Linked DNA regions of Homo sapiens: region 2 is linked to region 1. A link is an interaction called in ENCODE POLR2A ChIA-PET data of the cell type or tissue named here. Cell type or tissue: PC-3. All regions are shown on one strand. Links, peaks and the distances in the headings refer to the core of each region. The heading gives the core; the rest is flanking DNA. Region 1 overlaps TANGO6 (transport and golgi organization 6 homolog). Region 2 overlaps HAS3 (hyaluronan synthase 3).

Region 1 (4,390 bases), core at 321-4,320:
AGGCATGTACCACCACGCCCAGCTGATTTTTGTATTTTTAGTAGAGATAGGGTTACGCCATGTTGACCAGGCTGGTTTCAGACTCCTGGCCGCAAGCAATCTACCCGCCTCGCCCTCCCAAAGTGCTGGGATTACAGGTGCAAGCCACCATGCCCGGCCCTTACTAACATAACTTTCAATATACATGTGAGACAGATGAAGCCTTGGGAAGTTCAATGGCTCACTTGCCCTGTCTCACAGGGAGGCAGTGGCAGATCTGCAAAAAGAGCCCAGGTCTCCTGACTCCCAATCTCAAGATGCATCGTAGGTCCAAGTGAAAACACGCTTTAGAGAAAGGAATCAAAATACAGTACCTCATGGACCACGGAGCCCAGCAGAAAGTCCAGCCTCTGGCACAGCTCCCCAAGGTTGGCCAAGCTGCTGGCCCTGTGAGCACCATCAGGATCTCTCACTCCCCTCAGGAAGGTATGGATCAAAGGTTCTCGGTACTTTGAGACCATGTCTCCTATAGGAAAAAGGAAGAAATCAAAACCCCTTAAAACAAAATTTCAACTTCTTAAAAAAGGAAGAATTATATTTCCATAGTTCACTGCATGATGTCTTATTCTTTTTGTTTTTATTTTTTTTTTGAGACAGGGTCTTGCTGTATTGCCCAGACTGGAGTGCAGTGGCACAATCACAGCTCACTGCAGCCTTGACCTCCCAGGCTCTGGTGATTCTCCCACCTCAGTCTCCCAAGTAGTTGGGACTACAGGTGCATGCCACCATGCCCGGCTAATTTTTGTATTTTTTGTGGAAATGGGGTTTTGCCATGTTGCTCAGGCTGGTCTTGAACTCCCGGGCTCAAGCTATCCATCTGCCTTGGCCTCCCAAAGTGCTGGGATTACAGGAGTGAGTCACCGTACATGACCAATGTCTTATTCTTTTCAAAGTACTTGCATAACCATTAAAAATCATGCTCCAGAAGAATATTTCATGTTATGAAAAATATTCATGATGTATGGTTTTGTGAAAAAGCATGTAGAATCTCAATTTTATTCTCAAAAGTCTACATGTAGAGATAAAACATGTGAAGATATTCCCCATAGTGTTACTAGCAGTTATTTTCAGAGTCTTATTACAGAAAACTTAAAAAATTTACATACACGGCCAGGCGCGGTGGCTCACGCCTGTAATCCCAGCACTTTGGGAGGCCGAGGTGGGCGGATCACGAGGTCAGGAGATCTAGACCATCCTGGCTAACACGGTGAAACCCCCGTCTCTACTAAAAATATAAAAAATTAGCCGGGCGTGGTGGCGGGCGCCTGTAGTCCCAGCTACATGAGAGGCTGAGGTAGGAGAATGGCCTGAACCCGGGAGGCGGAGCTTGCAGTGAGCCGAGATTGCGCCACTGCACTCCAGCCTGGGCAACACAGTGAGATTCTGTCTTAAAAAAAAAAAAAAAAAGAAAAAAAAATTTACATATACATACAAAAAATGTATATATCATAAGTATATAGCTTAATAAACTTTCACAAACCCAGCCCAACTATAATTAGCCCATGGTCACACAAACAAAAAGTGTGGCCCCCAGGCTAGACCCTAGACCCCAATCATCAGCCTACTTTTCCCTGTCTTATCCTGCTGTCTGCTTGGATAAGCAAATTGAGTGAAAAACAATCAAGGCATTTGGGTCCTGGAGAAAGAGAACTATGATTATTAGACAAATATTTAACGAGAGGCCTAGTATGTGCTAAGCATTGTTCCAGATGCTTGGCATATGCTGCGAAACAAGAGACCATGATTCCTGCCCTTCTGTGGCTTATATTCTAGTGTAAATTAGATAGAATGTTAGAAGGTAATACATACTATAGGGGCAAAAAAAGTAAAACAGGTAAGGGAAATAAGGAATAATGGGAATGGTGGCCGACTTCAGGTTTTAAAAAGGTGGTAAAGGTAGGCTTCATTGAGAAGGTGACATTTAAACAAAGACTGGAAGGTGAGCGTATCAGTCATGTGCATTTCTGGGAGAAGAGCATACCAGGAAGAGAGAACAGCCAGTGTAAAAACCTGTAGAGGAGCACGCCTGGCATGTCTGAGAACACCAAGGAAGCCCTAGATGAGGCTAGAGAAGTAAGGGCAGGGATGGGAAGGTGGGGTAGATCATGAAGGGCCTTGCAGGACACTGCAAGGACTTGAACTTTTTCTCAGAGTACAATGAGAGGCCTTTGGAGGATTCTGAGCAAAGGAGTGCAAAAAGATCACACTGGCTGCAGTGCTGAGAACACATTGTTGGGTACCATGTATGTCCAGGGTGGAACAAGGGTCCAAGGTAGAAACCTACTACAGTAAGTAGCTGGAAAGACAACAGTAGAGGTGGTGATAAGAAGATTCCGCATACACACACACACCACACACACACACACACACACACACACACACACACACATACATACATATATAAAGGGGGGGTGGGTCTTGCTCTGTTACCCAGGCTGGAGTGATCACAGCTCACTGCAGCCTCAATCTCCTGGGCTCAAGTGATCCTCTCACCTCAGCCTCCAGAGTAGCTGGGAAGACAGGTGTATGCCATCGCGCCTAATTTTTTGATTTTTTTGTAGAAACAGGGTCTCACTATGTTGCCCAGGCTGGTCTTGAACTTCTAAACTCAAGTGATCCTCCTGCCTCTACCTCCCAAAGTGTTAGGATTACAAGCATAAAGTCACCTATTTTTAATCACCAAATGATGACCTATATTGATAAATCACTGACCTGTCCTACCAGGCCCAGTTCAAATGCCACTTTCTTTGTGGAACCTGCCTCTTCCCCTCAGTGAGCTTCAATTAGCCCTCCTTGAAAGTCTCACAATACTTTGTGCTTAAGTCGCTTTGACTTAAATCACATTTGTCACTCGTGCCTTGGTTCCTAAATGTTTTAAGCCTGTATCTGTTTCTTCCATAAGACTATAAATTCCTTGAGGGTAGAACTTTGACTCCTTCATCTCTGATCCCATCAGGTCTTAGCAGTCTTTGCATATACAGTCATGAGCTGCATAACAATGCTTTGGTCAATCATGGACTGCATATACAACACTGGTCCTATCAGATTGTAGGGCAGCACACATTTAGAAACCTGATCAAGTTGGGGATCAAGTTGGGGAAATAATTAGTATTAGATCAAGTTGGGGAAATAATTAGTATTCAGTAATGGTGCTGGGACACTGGGACATTTGATTTTCTGTATAAAAAATATATATAAATATAATATCATCTAGGTTTGTGTAGGCACATTTTATGATGTTTGTACAATGACAAAATCACCTAACTACACATTTCTCAGAATGTATTCCCATTGTTAAGCAACACATGACTGTACTAGGTACAGGAAATGGTAATATTGAATTGAATTCATTCATTTATTCAACAAAACATAATTATGTACTAGGTATCATGCTAATATTCTAGGAATACAAGAACTGATGAAATACTATTTTTACCCTTTAAGAAGCCCAAAGTAGGCTGGGCACGGTGGCTCATGCCTATAATCCCAGCACTTTGGGAGGCTGAGGCGGGAGGATTGCTTGAGCCCAGGAGTTTGAGACCAGCCTGGGCAACATAGGGATAGTTTGTCTCTACAAAACTAAAATGAAATAAAATAAGGAGAAAAGAAGATGCCCAAAGTTTAAGGAGTACATATAAACAGATAAGTACTGACAATTATAGAACTGTGTGGCAAATGCTGTCACAGAGTCAAGCAGAGGTTGCTCGAAAGCATGACTTTGCTAGTCTCAGTCCCTTGGAAGGAAGAGGACGAAGAAGTTTGTTTTTTTTCGTTTTTGTTTTTGTTTTCCCCTCAAGGTCCAAAGCACAATGTACCTTCCATACAGTATAAGAAAAAGATAAAGGAGTACTTTCTCCAAAATGCTCCCAATTCCTAACATACTACATGCAGTCATAAGACTCACCTCTGTCCTGTTAACATCAACGTATGCTGCCAAAACTAAATCATTGATGACCTAGACATAACCTATTTTCAGAATAGAAAAGAGGAGATTTGAATTGTCATCTCAGACTCTTTGACCCAGTCTTTGCATTTCTAATTATCTATCCTAGAGAGGTAGTTACATATCTGCACAAGGACATCTGCATCAAGAATTTAGTGAATTGTAATCGTGAAAAATGAGAAGAAATAAACTAAAAAATTCATATAGGAAAGGTTAAATAACCATGGTATACCCATATTACGGATTACTATGCAGTGATTAAAATGAACATGACAGAATTATATATACTGACATGAAAAGCTCTCCTCAAGACATTGTTAAAGTGAAAGAAACTACCAGAACCAGTATTCCCATTTATGTATGCAAATATGCACACACACAACTTTTCCTACTATTAACAAATCAAAC
Region 2 (4,336 bases), core at 1-4,000, 90 kb before region 1:
TTAGGAGAGCAACAAAGAGATCCACAGATAAACCAAAACCCTGTTCTGTAGAAGCCTAAGATCCTTGTATTAAAGTTGCTGAGTAAGATTCCTGCAGGAAAGGAGGCTGCCTCTGACACCACAACCCCACCCAGCTTTCTCTATGTTGGAAGACAGGGTGGCCACAGATAAGCAGTAGAAGGCTAAGGGGGAATCAGAACAGCATCAGCACCAGGCTGAGTCCCTCATATGTGCTTCTTCCCACCTCCCCACCAGGCATATCCTTACATCCTGGTCCATGCCTGGGAAGGGCCCAGGAAGCCTCAGGCCAGACTAGCAGAGCCTCCTCCACTTACAGGCCAAGACTCCCAGCACTGCTGCTGTTCTGCTGGTCTCACTGCTCCTCCCTGCCCCTGCCCTAGCCCATTCTTTATATGCTGCTTTGCTTCCTTCAGTCCAGGGATGTCTTGGATGTCTTTCTAACTGAGCAAGGTTAGGGAAAGAAGAGCTCTCGTGCTGCCTGGGTTTCCCCACTGGCTCGGGCAGAGTTCTGCCTAGGAGGGAGAGATACCTCCGCAGCAGGCGGTTAGAAGACAGGCTGAGATCCAGCAAGCGCTCACTGGCTCTGGCCCAGGGCAACCTTATGCAGTGATCCCAGGGCTGTAAAGAGACAGCTCAGGTGTGTGAGCCTGTTTGCTGATCCACCAGAACCCAGATGGCCAGGAAAGGGAGATGGCAGGGTGGGGTGGGGGTGAGATCCTGTGCTTGAAGGGAATAGATGACAAAGTCACTGTGGCTTGAGCCTGTGCCAGGGCTCAAGGGCTTTTCCCTAAGCATTTGGGTCCCCAGGAAAGTTTCACAAGGTCCCACGACCCCAGGTGAACTGCAGTCAAAACAGCCTGCTAAGCTCTCCTAACTCCCTCCATGACTGAGGAGGTCCTGGGCCTAGGAAGCCAGAAAAAGATAAACATATCAACCCTCATGCAGAGACAACTGTCAAAAAAGCCAGACACGCAATCTGAGTGAGCTAATTTTAGGTGTGTACACCAGAGAAAAATCGTATTAGGGGACTCAAAATGCTGTCAGCAGACTGAGTTGGTACACAGGTGGGCTGGCAGGACAGCCACTGCACCTTCAAGCACTGATCAAGTGATGGGCAGCACCCTGCTCTGGCAGGCGTGGAGGTCAGAGAACAGAGTCAGGAAGAGAGGCAGCATGGATGCCATCAAGAATCCTGGCCTAGGCCAGGTGCGGTGGCTCACGCCTGTAATCCTAGCACTTTGGGAGGCCAAGGTGGGTGGGTCAGCTGAGGTCAGGAGTTCAAGACCAGCCTGACCAACATGGAGAAACCCTGTCCCTAACTAAAACTACAAAAAGTAGCTGGGTGTTGTGGTGCACACCTGTAATCCCAGCTACTCTGTCTCAAAAAAAAAAAAAAAAAAAAAAAAAAAAAAAATCCTGGCCTAGAAATCCAGGGTCCTAGGGTTTCTACTTTGTACTGAAAGATGTGGTCTTTAATCTTTTCAACTCTTGAGTTTTTTTTATTTGAAGATGGAAACCATATCAACCTAGTACAATTTCCAGGCTTATGTCAGTGATTGCTTTGACCAAAGCTGGGCAGGGTTTAATCAGGGTCCCGCCCCTGCCGATGCTCCTACAAAATGAAGCTAGTCATTCGCACCTGTGTCTCTCACCGCCCAGACATGACTTTGACACTAGGAAGAATGGGACTTTTTGGCCATAACTAGAATATTTTGAGTGTTTTTGAGGATGGTTTCTTTTGCTCTTCACCACGCTTTCTTATGAAGAGGTTCAGCCCCACGTTGCCATTGCTGAGGCAGTGCTGCATCACAGGTAAGAGAAGACTTGAGACAGACGGCCTGGGCGCAAATCCTGGCTCTGCACCCTACTAGCAATGGGACATTAGGCAAGTTACTTAGCTTCTCTGTGCTTTGCTTTCACCTTCTATGAGTGGAGATAATAGCACTTCTCCCTGGGAGTGTTAAGAGGATTAAAAGGGCTAACATGGAGCTGGGTGCGGTGGTGTATGTGCCTGTAATCGCAGTTACTAGGGAGGATGAGGTGGGAGGACTGCCCAAGGCCAGGAGTTTGAGGCTATAGTGCGTATTGATCATGCCTTTAAATAGCCGTTGCACTCCAGCCTGGGCAACATAGTGAGACCCTTTGTCTTTAAAAAATAATAATAATAAGGCCGGGTGTGGTGGCTCACGCCTTATTCCCCAGGAGCCATTCTCCTGCCTCAGCCTCCCGAGTAGCTGGGACTACAGGCGCCTGCCACCATGCCCGGCTAATTTTTTATATTTTTAGTAGAGATGGGGTTTCACCGTGTTAGCCAGGATGGTCTGGATCTCCTGACCTTGTGATCCACCCGCCTCGGCCCCCCAAAGTGTTGGGATTACAGGCGTGAGCCACCGCGCCCGGCCACCTTGTTGCCTTCTTAAGTGCACAGGTGTGTGCACAACCCAAGGGACCTAGACCAGACCTCAGATTCTTGGCGGAGAGTTTGCCAGGCTGTCCAGACTTATCCCCATGTACACACGCTCCTAGGGAGGCGCCCTTACCTGGATGTAGTCCACCGAATCGCCGAGGGCCTTGAAGGCCGTGTACATGACCTCGCGCTTGCCTCCCCACTTCTGCATGATGCACGAGAAGGTGCTGGCCCGCACCACATCCCGCACACGGTCCATGCCCTCCTGCAGGCTGGCCTCCGTCTCACCCTCGCCTGCCTCATGGAAGTTGCTGCGCCACACAAAGAAGCCGGCCTGCTCGGTGCCGCCCAGCACCTCGTGGAAGATGTCCAGCATGTAGGCGTCCTCCTGGCGGTTGCCATCCACCACCATGACCACCTTGAGGTCAGGGAAGGAGATGCGCTGGGCCGAGCGCAGGCACTTGCGCAAGTAGTCAGGGTCCTCCTGGTATGCGGCAATGCACAGTGCCACCGAGCCCCGCCGCGGGGAGGGCAGCTTCAGGGCCTGGCCGGCACGTCGCATGCGCCGGTGCTCCAGGAAGGCAAAAAGGCTCTGAATGAGCAGGTGCAGGCCCAGGATGGCGCCGTACAGGCCGAAGGACAGGTAGTGCTTTTCCGTGTGGATGAACTGGTAGCCCGTCACATAGGCTGCCAGGATGCCACCCAGCACTGCCAGGGCAAACAGGCTGGTGCCCACCACACGCAGGGCTGTCGTCAGCTGCACCGGCATCTGGCGAGAGAAGGCAGGAGATGAAGGGTCAGGCAGGAGGCAGCATTTCCAGTCCGTGGGAGCATGGGTGTTCTCTGTTACTAGTGGACATGACCCACTGATCAAAACCGTTACCGCTTACTGAGCATAAGACTTGGTAGACTCAGAAGCCAGACTACTGGGGTTCAGATCCCAGCTCTGCCACTTGATGTCTGTGCCCCCTTACGTCATCTGTAAAATGTGGGTTGCAGGACTAACCTCAAGGCATCTTTGAGGGTTAAATGGGCGACACATACAAAGCCCTTAGTGTAGCACTGGGGTAGACAAGCCAAGGCCCAGAGGGTCACGTGACATCTGGCTGGTGGGTGGCAGAACTGGGCTCTACCTGGCCCAAAGCGCTGAAGAGGTAAGCTTCAAGGGGGTGAGCCTGAGGCAGCTCTGGGCACCTGAGGGCCAGGGAGGCAGCCAGTGGCCTAAGAGCTTCCCCCTACCCTGCACCCACTCCTGGAGGGGATATTCACCAGTAAAGTGCAGCCACCAGTAAGACCCAAGAAGAAAGTGCAGGAGCAAAAGAAACAGCAAACAAAGGGGCATTGGGAAAAAGCAGCAGCTTCCCTTTCTCAAGACAGTTATTAGAGAAACTTTCCCTGTGTCCTCCACTTTCTCACCTTTTACTTGAGAGGCAGGAAAGAAAGGGAAAGCAGGGGGAGAGGCAGACCAGGAAATGCAAGCTGGGGAGTGGACAGCCTCCTAGAGCCCAGGGCTGAAGAAAGCACAGGGAACTGCAGCCACCACTGCAGCAGCCTCCACAGTGGCTGCCTGGGCATCCCATCCGCTTGGTCCTAGTGCCCGTGCAGCATGCGTCTCTGTGCGTGTCCCCCTGCCCAGCCACTCCTGGAAACAATGCCCGGTTTCCATTTGCAACTAAGTCAGGGCTCCTAACATCTCCCCTGTTGGAAACAGCTGTATTTTATAACAGCCCAGGACTTGGCACTAGAGAATTGGGTTTAAGACAGCACTTCTGCCTCCTGGCTGCCTGACCTTGCCCCAGTTCTCTGAGACTTGGTCTCCCCATAGCACAATGGGAGTTCTAATGGATTCCTGCCTCATGTCTCAGGTAAGTCATTTCCCTAAAAATGGAAACACTTCCGGCCCCGAAG

The links. ChIA-PET counts read pairs that join two places held together with the same protein. Peaks named below come from ENCODE experiments on the same cell type or tissue, not always from the same donor. Only the 100,000 strongest peaks of a DNase experiment are listed, where the experiment ranks them.
Region 2: POLR2A ChIA-PET joins it to region 1 with 5 read pairs; 11 of 35 experiments call an interaction of 5 or more read pairs at or near these places.

The regions. Positions count from the first base shown.
Region 1 is chr16:69,018,943-69,023,332 of GRCh38, reverse strand. It overlaps TANGO6 (transport and golgi organization 6 homolog), which reads right to left. Exons shown (of 18, transcript NM_024562.2): 16 at 354-505. Among named protein-coding and RNA genes, the nearest start is that of HAS3, 85 kb to the left of the region's middle. In PC-3, for the core only: no CTCF peak of the experiment used is centred there; no DNase peak of the experiment used is centred there; H3K27ac peaks cover 2,639 bases.
Region 2 is chr16:69,108,257-69,112,592 of GRCh38, reverse strand. HAS3 (hyaluronan synthase 3) reads right to left here. Exons shown (of 4, transcript NM_001199280.2): 2 at 2,562-3,197. The coding sequence starts at 3,197. Among named protein-coding and RNA genes, the nearest start is that of HAS3, 4.8 kb to the right of the region's middle. RefSeq lists an enhancer at 2,261-3,230. In PC-3, for the core only: no CTCF peak of the experiment used is centred there; no DNase peak of the experiment used is centred there; H3K4me3 peaks cover 1,934 bases; H3K27ac peaks cover 1,883 bases.